Regions from separate parts of the Homo sapiens genome. Here region 2 is linked to region 1. Evidence: read pairs that join two places in POLR2A ChIA-PET (ENCODE). Cell type or tissue: OCI-LY7. All regions are shown on one strand.

Evidence for each region. ChIA-PET counts read pairs that join two places held together with the same protein. Peaks named below come from ENCODE experiments on the same cell type or tissue, not always from the same donor. Only the 100,000 strongest peaks of a DNase experiment are listed, where the experiment ranks them.
Region 2: POLR2A ChIA-PET joins it to region 1 with 5 read pairs; 2 of 35 experiments call an interaction of 5 or more read pairs at or near these places.

Annotation. Positions count from the first base shown.
Region 1 is chr14:39,734,577-39,739,576 of GRCh38, forward strand. All of the region lies in intron 5 of LOC105370461 (a long non-coding RNA gene), which reads left to right. Among named protein-coding and RNA genes, the nearest start is that of FBXO33, 300 kb to the left of the region's middle. RefSeq lists an enhancer at 1-206. In OCI-LY7, no CTCF peak of the experiment used is centred here; no DNase peak of the experiment used is centred here.
Region 2 is chr14:39,679,082-39,684,081 of GRCh38, forward strand. The region is part of intron 4 of LOC105370461 (a long non-coding RNA gene); the gene reads left to right. Among named protein-coding and RNA genes, the nearest start is that of FBXO33, 250 kb to the left of the region's middle. In OCI-LY7, no CTCF peak of the experiment used is centred here; a DNase peak (open chromatin) is centred at 1,910.

The DNA.
Region 1 (5,000 bases):
TGTGCTTGACTCTGCACTTCCCATTCACTGCCCCCCTGGATTCTGCCTGGGAAAATTTGTGCTTGGTCAAAATTATTACAAAGTTCAGCTGGAAGTCTCCTTCTCCCTGTGGTCATTCCCTAGTTACCCTGGCTGCCCTCCCCAAGGACCCCTGTGAGAAAAAGTCAGAAATGGCTTCGCTGGGTTTTTCTGGGGACTGGGAGTGCCTGTAGGGCTCTTCCTGCTGCTTCTTGTACTTTTATATTTCACTCAACTCTCTAACTTTGTTTCAGCTCTAGGTAAGGTTAAATCCTTCTTCTGTGATCTAGATTTTCAGGTTCCCCAGTGAGGATGTGTGTTGGGAGGTGGACTTTCATACTTTCACACTTTGGGCACTCACAGTTTTTTGGCTGTCTCACAGAGTTTGCAGTGGCAAGCTACTTCTTTCAAAGGGTCTGTGAATCTTTCAGTTTTCCTGGTATGTTCCTGTGGTGGTTCTTGGAGCAAATGTTTATTATGTGAATCTCCATATGCTGTTCTGTCCATCTGAGTGGAAGCTGCAAGTTAGTCCTGCGTCCTATCTGCCGTTTTTTGCTTTTTTCCTTAAATATATTTTCCTCTATAACATGACTCATGCAGTTTATGTCATATAAACTGCAAAATGCCAATGGAATCTGAGTTGTAAAGAATTTGTAGCATAATAATTGCTGGTTTATTAAAATAGATAAGTACCAAAAATAGGAAAATAACCACCATAACTCACATCTTTATTATGACTTCACTTTTGAAGGATAATTTTTAGCAGGGTATATATTTATAGACTGGCAGTTATTTTCCCTAAGAACTTGAACTAGTGATTTTATGTTGCTGCTACCTAAATCCTGGCACCTATAGTCTACATAACAAGGTCTTATATTGGCATTTTGGAATTTCTGCTGAGGGATTATATTGAGACTAGGACAGATCTAGTAATCAAATCAGGCTAGATCTGATCATATTTGAGACTAGTAACCTTTAAGGATTAGTATTCAGGAAAAATAAAGAACTACAAATCAATAAAGGAAAGAAACAACATGTAAAATGGGCATAGCATATAAATAGGGATTTCATAGAGGAGAAAAATTGAACCTCTAATGAACATTTGAAAAGATAATAAACTCATTGATAATCAGTGATATTCAAATGAGATACTATTGCGCACATATAAAATTGGCAAAAATTAAAAAGATTGAGCTTATGATGTATTGATAATCATGTCAAGAAATAGGAACTCTTGAATACTGCTAATGAATTTTATAAATTGATAGTAATAACTATTGCAGTATTTTAGCCTATGAAAAATTTTAGTGGATAAATTGAACAAAGACTTTATTCAAAACTGTTATGATAGGGAAGAGAGATTGAAGTCAATTCCACTTTAACAAAAAGTGAGAGGGATTTTAAGCTTTGAGCTGAGCTCATGGAAAAAGTTCTGGAAGGCTTTAGAGGAGAGGTTGGTCAATGTGATTAGGCCATCTCTGTTTGCTAATTGTTGCTTATTGAAGTTAGGCTCTTACCCTCCCACAGAAACCAGAATATTGGGGTGTTGCCATTCTTGATAATTACTTTTCAAAGGGGATGTTGCTAGGTCCTTGAGGAAGACTTTCCTGAGATGCAAAACTGGCATTCTGGGGTTATAAAACAAGAGGATTTTAAGAAGATTTACTTCTCTAAGGGGCAGAGAAATAATTTGCAATTACAAATTTTCTGAAGTAAATGCTCTAAGAAAAGGGAAGTCAGGGGCCTACAGTCAGGAAGAAACCTATCTAAAGTTGAGTCAAACTAAAGAGAATGTTAAGGCCATCTTGGTTTCTTTGAAGAACAATTTGGTAATATCTGGTAAGGTTAAAGATGCATACAATCAAGGACCCAGACATTCTATTTCTAAATATATACTCTAGGGAAATTATTGCACCTGTGCACCAGGAGATATGTGCAACAAAATTCATTGTAACATTACTAGTAGCAAAAGGTTGGGGAAAGGAGAAACATTCATCAAAAGGAGAATGAATGAAAGTATATTATGGAGTATTTATACAATAAAATACCAATGTCAAGGAAAAAATACAAGTTCCAGAATAAAATAGGTAATGTAATACATTTACACAATGCTATATCTTCATGAATAAAATTATGCATAGGAATTATACCAACTTTTATTTTAAGATAGCAGCGTTAGTGTAGGGGGAAGAAAAGAGAATGAGATTGAATTGGGTTATGTTGAGAGCTTCAGTTCTCTCTATAGCATTTTATTTCTTAAAGAAAAAAATTATCAGAAGCAATTATGGCCACAATTTTAGACATTTTACATAAAATACTTTAAACTTTCAAAATAGAAAGTAACCTTACAACTTCCTAACTTGCTGAAGTTTAAGCTCACTGAAAGTTTAAATTGCAGTAGCTCTGTAGGAAATATAAATATACGGTATTGGTCTTTGTGTATATTTTAATATAAATGGTATCATATGTACCTGTATCAGTTTCCTATGGCCACTATAACAAATTACCACAAACTTGGTAGCTTAAAACAAGAAATAATTATTTCCTCCCAGTTTTGGGGGCCAGAAGTTCAAAATGGGTATCACTGGGCTGAAACCAAGGTGTCAGCAGCACATTGTTCTCTGAAGGCTCTATAGAAGAATCCATTCCTTGTCTCTTCTGGCTTTTGGTGGCTGCTAATATTCCTTGGGTTATGGCCACATCACTTCAGTCTGCAAGAATAGCACCTTCAAATCTCTCTGTCTTCACATTGCTTTCTCTTCTGCGTGTCTGTGTCAAAATCTCCCTCTCCTCTCTCATATAATGATACTTATGACTTTATTTAATACCTCCCAGACGATCCAGGATAATCTCTCCATCTCTTGACACTTAAGTAAGCACATATGCCAAAAGCTTTTTTTCAAACAAGGTAATATTTAGAGGCTTCAGGGATTAGGAATATTTATATTTAGAACCATTATTCAGCCTATTATAGTACCTACCGTCCAACTGATGTTTAAAATTTTACAATGGAAATTATGGGTGTTTTCCATCATATTAGCATAAACCTTTCTCAATCAATGCCTTTGCTATAGAGCATGCCCAGGATGAGTATTATGTATTTTGATTTTCAGTTCTTAAGTTTAGAAGCAATGTTTTCATTTTTTCACTATTACAGAAATGTCGTAATGATTAGTGAAGGTGCTGCAGTGACCTGTACTATAACTTTTGTTAAATCTCATAGGTATGGGATGAGTACTAGGTTTTAGTGGTGGTAAGAGGAAACATAGTTCCATCTGTATGGTTTCATTTTTCTTAGTAAAGAAATGCAATTGTGTATTATTTATTTACTTTAAATAATTAAATAATAAATAAAATAAATGTTTAAATATAGCTTGGTTTTTGACACTATTACTCATTTGAACTTTTATTATCAATGTTTATGATGTATCTCAATCTTAATTTCTAAACTTTGAATGATTGTTTTTTGTTGAAAGATCAAAGCAACAAAACAAAACAAAAATTATAATGATAGCTTACCTGAGTTTCCGAAATTATTAAAAAGCACAGTGGTTCCAGTTCTGGCAAAGCACTACTTACATTGAACTCACTGAATTGCAACCATAATAATAGGGCATTATAGAAATCATTTGCTAAACTAGTATGATTTTGATGCTACTGAGACTAATTTCTTAAATTAGACTATAGTAATAACAATAAAAATTTGAAGAGTAATTTGATGCTTTGAGAAGAATTAGTTAAATACAGCATAATCTAATCAAAAGTTGGTTATCGTTGCTGAAAGTGTTAAATTTATAATTACCACTTTACACTTTATGTTAATATCTACTTAGATCTACTTTTCATCAAACTAGTTTATAAATAGCCCAAGTGCAAAATCTAAGATTAAGTCATGTTTGTTTACTTAAACTAAATATATTTAAATGAATGAGTGAACAAATTGAGAAAATTAACTTCTAAGGATCTCTAAGATATGAGCACTATCTGAAGCTGTGATTATAGTGATTGTTTATTAACCAGAGGAGAGCTTTCCTAGCAAGAAATGCTCATAGTTCAAACTTTCTTAGCAGTTGTATTTGACAATAAGCAGGCATGAGAAGTTTAGAACTTGAGAGCAGGCTTACAAGTAATCAATACAAATAAGTTGTGATAAGTATATTGTATTTTCTGGCCTCAGAAGATGTTTACTCTTTCTGGGTAAATTGACTTAGTATCTCAAATCAATACCAGAATTCAGATCAGGTGTCTGGAATACTATTATATTTCTACCAGAGTAAGGAATATCTCCTACACAATTGCATTTGACTATGTTTTAGCATTTCAGTAGTCGATCAAGGCAGTCATCTTTTGATGTGTGGGTCTGAGTTCTCTCATTTACATCCTAATTATATTTATATTAATTTTCTATAAGGATATAGCAGAATTAAATTAAGAATATAGTTTTGAAATATAATTTATGATATGAAAATCTTTTTAAAGTGGAATGTTACTTTTAAATTAAATGAGGTATGATTACCTGATCCAAAGGTAGAACAGATGGCTGAATAAAAGCCTCCACAGATCATTCTCCCTGAAAGAACACCAATTAAACAACTATCTGCACCAAAAAGCACCTTCATCAGAACAAAAATCAGGTGAATGATTACAGTACCTGTTTTTCTCTTTTCTTTTCTTTTTTTTTTTTTTTTGAGACGGAGTCTCCTGTTGCCTAGGCTGAAGTGCAGTAGCGCGATCTCGGCTCACTGCAGGCTCCGCCTCCCGGGTTCATGCCATTCTCCTGCCTCAGCCTCCCGAGTAGCTGGGACTACAGGCGCCCGCCAACATGCCTGGCTAATTTTTTTGTATTTTTAATGGAGATGGGGTTTCGCTGTGTTAGCCAGGATGGTCTCGATATCCTGACCTCATGATCTTCCTGCCTCGGCCTCTCAAAGTGCTGGGATTACAGGCGTGAGCCACTGTGCCCGGCCACCTGGTTTTAACTT
Region 2 (5,000 bases), 55 kb before region 1:
AGAGCCAGGAAAACACTGAAATCCTTTTATGGTTTTACATTAATTTCTATGGCAGGTAGGGTAGACATGTGCTGCTTGATCCCTCTTCAGAACAGGTCTTGCTGCCCAGCTGTGGGGAGTGCAGTTAGTGCACAGCCTGAAGCTGTCAGCTCCTTTAGGGTCGGTCTCAGCTGAGGTCATGCCATTCCAGACAGCTCACAACTGATATTGGTGTGAGATGAGGGGCTATAAAGACCAGGCCATTTCACCCTGAAGTAGGATATTCTGTTAGACAACACTTGTGCCAAAGTGCTCTGTCAGCTTTATGGGGCTAGAATTGCAATTTAACTTCCCCTTCTGCCCAATTTTGCTTCAGCTCCTTCATTTACAGGAGTTTATCCACTCACAAACATATTGCATTCAAAACTCCATCTCAGCATCTGCTTCCAGAGAATGTGGGTTGCAGTAGCAGGTGAGTGGTCAGCAACCCTCTGGCGTCCTCATGCAAGGGATAGATCTATCAAGAAGACTTACACTTTGTAGTGTTTGGCCCTTAGTGGTGATGGGTTATCCCAAGTTATTCACATTGTCTCAATGGGTCCTCCAAGAGAAATGACTTGAAGCATAAAACAGAGCTGGATAATCTAGAGGCATATTCTGCTAAGCAGGTAGGAGAAACTGCTAGAAACCTTAATGGTTTGCCACCTTGCTAAAAAAAATTATTTAGTCTTTTTGGCATCTGAGGTCTTAGTGGAAAACTTGTTTCTTCCATTTTTCCTGAATGCTTTTTTATGTGTACGCTCTTTTTCATTCCTCCAATTCTTCCTTGTTTATTCAGTGTCCCAGTTGCCACAACTTCTGTGGGCTCAGTTATCAGGCCTGGCTGAGGCTTCTGTGGATCAAAATGGGCATAAGAGTGTGCTACAGAAAAGAAGAGGAGAGGAAGCCAGCATTGGGCCAGGGGCCAGGAGAGCTCAGCCAGTGTGGCCCTGAGGAAGGGAACAATGGTCCCAATTATAGGCTCCAAGGAGTTTGGGTGGATTGGAGTCATTCTGGTTTCTGTTGAGATGTGGAAGGAGGCTGTTGTTTACCAAGAACCTGCATGCCTTCGGCCCTCTACATGTCAGCTCATTTAAGTTTCAAACAAACGCACAAGGTAGATATTTTAGAGTTGAGGAAATTTTTAAATTTTTTATTTTATTTAAATTGATAAAATTCTATGTGCTTATTGTGTACAAATGATATTTTGGAATATATGTACACATTGTGGAATGGCTAATCAAGCTAATTAACAGGTGTGTTACCTCATGAGTTGAGGAAATTGAAGCATAGAGAGATTTAAGTGACTTGTCCAAGTTCATTTAATGGCTCTGAATGTGCAGAGATGGTGGTGAGGAGTTAGTGCTGTAGTAGGTATTACTAGTTTTCTAACAAATACCCATTTTCCCTTCTGCTTTAGTAAGAGAACCCCAAATTTTAGCCACATTTGTTGTGGCCTTGAATAATAACTTTCCAGTGCAACTAGGTATAGCCATATGACCAGATTCTTACCTATGAGACGTAAATGGAAGTGTTGTGTGAGATTGCTCTGAAGTCTCTTAAAGAAAAAACGGAGGTGATGAGATTTTTCTTGTTTCTTTCATCTTGCTGTCTGGAGTGCAGATATAATAGCTGGAGCTCTAGCAGCCACCGGGACTATGTTACATTAAATTAAATTTGATCTACAGTAGCCTCTGTACCTAGTATTCTGCAACTTAACTTATTTTGTACACAAACTGCAACCTCACTTTATTATAGTCTTGCAACAAATAGCTGAGTCTCAACTAATCCCAGTAGTTGAGCTTCAGCCAATCAGGGCTGCCAACTGATCAGATCATGCCCATATAAGACAAATACCTCAACCAGCATGCTTAAATAAGGCAGCTGCAACCAATCAAGTGGTTTCTGTATCACTTCCTTTTTCTGTTTATAAATACTACCTGTCCCCATTGCTGGGTGGAGCTCTCTGAACCTCTCCTGGTTCTCACTGCTACCCAGTTCTAACCAGTAGTTCAGAGATCTTCATCCAATATGGGCAGGCAATATTTATGGACAGAAAAAGGAAATGACATATAGAAATACTTTGATTATAGCTCAGTATTTGTCTTATATGAACAAATATAAGGCTGATCAGTTGGCAGCCTGTGACCGGCTGAGACTCAGCTATCTGTTGCAGAATATACTCTTAAGTGAGGTTGCATTTTGTTTACATAGTAAGTTAGGTTGCAGTTCACTACATAGACAGCTTTAGGCCAAATTTCATTTAATAAACTAAAAATGGATCTCCATTATACATAAATATGGATATAATGTAGTTATTTTTGAATAACACCATTAAACTCCCCATGCCCCTTCTAACAGCAGTACCTAGGAAGTAGTTCAGGACCTTTCTGTTTAATCACTTTACTCCCAATATTGTGTGACACATACAAGCATGCTTTTAAGTGTCACCCCTTTGATAGACAAGTATTAATAACATTCAGAGTTGCTGTCTGGAATCAAATTTTCAGTCACAAATTTTCCTGTATCCTCATCACAAATGGTAGCTTCTGCCCAGTTGCATTTTAAAAGGAAACTCACCCTTTCGCACATCTTTCAGGAAAAATGAGAGGCTTAGTCTCTGACTGAGAAGATTTTAACTCAATTAAGGTGAGTGATTTGATCTTTAACCCATGGCAGTTTTGTTCTGAGGATACCTCACAACCAAAATGAGCACTGCAGTAGAGCAAATAGAGATCAGAACTAGGGTATCATTGGAATGAATGTTTGCATCTGACTCTGATTACAATAAGCAACGTGGCCTAGCTGGGGAATGCTGTATTTTCACAATTGACAGACCAAGCAGCCTGCAGCAATCAGCAAAGGGCGGCTTATTTTGAGCAAAAACATCCATCACACTGTGATGAGAAAAGCAGAGCTGCAATCAGTGGCAGGTTCTTCCAAGAGCTGTTGATGAAAAATGGACTTTACATGTATCAAGCTGAGAAAGAACTGCCGCTCATTTTTTAGCCTCATTTGCATGCATGAACAACAACATTGGAAACATTTTTGAACATGAAAGAGAGTGAGACAATAGTTCCATCATGAGTAGAACTTTTCTGTCCTCAATCATAAAATAGCACACCCAATCTGTGACAGGAATATATTAGGTTTCAAAAGGCAAGATAATAAGCAATTTCAAAGAAGGTTCTAACATTCACTCCGAAAGTCTTAGGCAGATGTATTATTTTCATTGGTATTATGATAAAAAAATTCCATTGATGTAACCAATAGAATGGAAATCTTTGATAATATGTTCAGTCTTATCTATATTAACTCTATTTCACATGACTAAAAAATTAGAACTCTTTAGCTCTTGAATCCTTCCAACTGCATGATGTATCATGAAAGCTCTGTAGGTTCAAAGTTTGTGATTTGAAGTGAAAGAAAAGTTGTTCGAGTAGGAATCTTTAGCTTTCTTCTTTTGACAGCATGTCCTGCTGTCGTTATGAGATTTTTGGTTTTGATATGTGCTAGGATATTTGGAAGTTTTGCCTAACGTGTCAGAAAGAAGCTAAAGATACAGAATGATCTTCATTTTTAAGCATTAAATTTCTCTCTCCTTAAGGCCCACTAACTATGCATAGAGGCATTTAGAACTGGGGCCTGATCTTGCCTTACAGGCTGCTCTGTTTGATTTTGTCCTGCCTCCTGCAGGGAAGCTGTGGGAGGAAAGTGAGATAATATATTGGTTTAAGTTTATGGCATCCAAAGTCTATTCAAAAGCATGGGCTTTCTCTCCTGTTTCTCATTTCCCATTGGGTAGTTTCTGAATTAGTTCTCGCCTTTTGTATTTGATTAATTTGCTCTATTTAAGTCCATGAGGATTGATTGTTTCTCTATATGAGTTTGCTGAAATGTAAAATAAGCAATCTGCCTGTTTCTTCAAACAAGAGGAAAATTAATACTGTGACCTAAAAGGATATTAATTAAAAAAAGAATAATACGCATATCAATCAAAGATAAGGTCTCAGATGCCTCAGGCCTGATAGACTATCACTTTCTCCTTTTCTTTCTTGTGTAGTTGTTAAGGATTTCACATATGGACTCTGGAGCTCATGTTCTAAAGGTGAGGTTACTTTCCTGTCCTTGCTGTTTATATCTTACATAGAATTAGAAAGATGCCATGCAAAAAGCTATTGGCCACTCACTCATGGCTATGCATGCATTGTATCCAACTGCTCCTTCAATTTGTAGCAACCAAGTCAGGAGTGCTGTGGTCAGCTATTGGCTAAACTGTAAGCCGTGTCAGAGCAAATTTCAGAGGAAGTCTGTGAATGGTTGCTGATATGCTATCCACAGAGTAGGACTGTCTAGAAAAAATCCTGCTATTTATTATTTTCATATTGAATTAGCTCCCCAATATCTCCTTAGGCTGACCACCAGCACTGTTGCCCTGATTACAAAAACCAACAGTTTTTGGAGCAGGGGGCATGGTAGGCATGCCAACCCGAGCAGTTAAAATGTTAAATGCCTGACTTCATAATGTGTGGGTGGATGTTTGTGCTAAGTGTTAAAAAATATATCTTGCCACAGGGAGAAAATGGTGATTTGAATACTCTTTTCAGAGCTCCCTGAGTTTCCTTGCTGTGGTTGAATAGGAAGTTGTGGAGCATTTTCCCATCAGTGAAATGCCTCTGTATCCTTTTGGGGTGGTAGTAGAAAGCCTATAGGACTCATGATCCCTGATGTCTTCTTTCAGTTCTCTACATGGCATATTACATGATAGCATGAGAAAAATATGCCAGCAATTCAAGCAGAAAGAATTCTAGAAGGCTCACTTCTCAGTCTTTATTCTCTGATGTGTATTGAATGACAATAGCAGTAAAACCTCAAGCTGTTCATTTGGATCGGGCAGCCGTTGTGCACTTGGATATGACTATTCTTTTTATCAAATCTCCTGTTATTTGCATTTATATGATGCCTTTCTTCTAAAGCTCTTA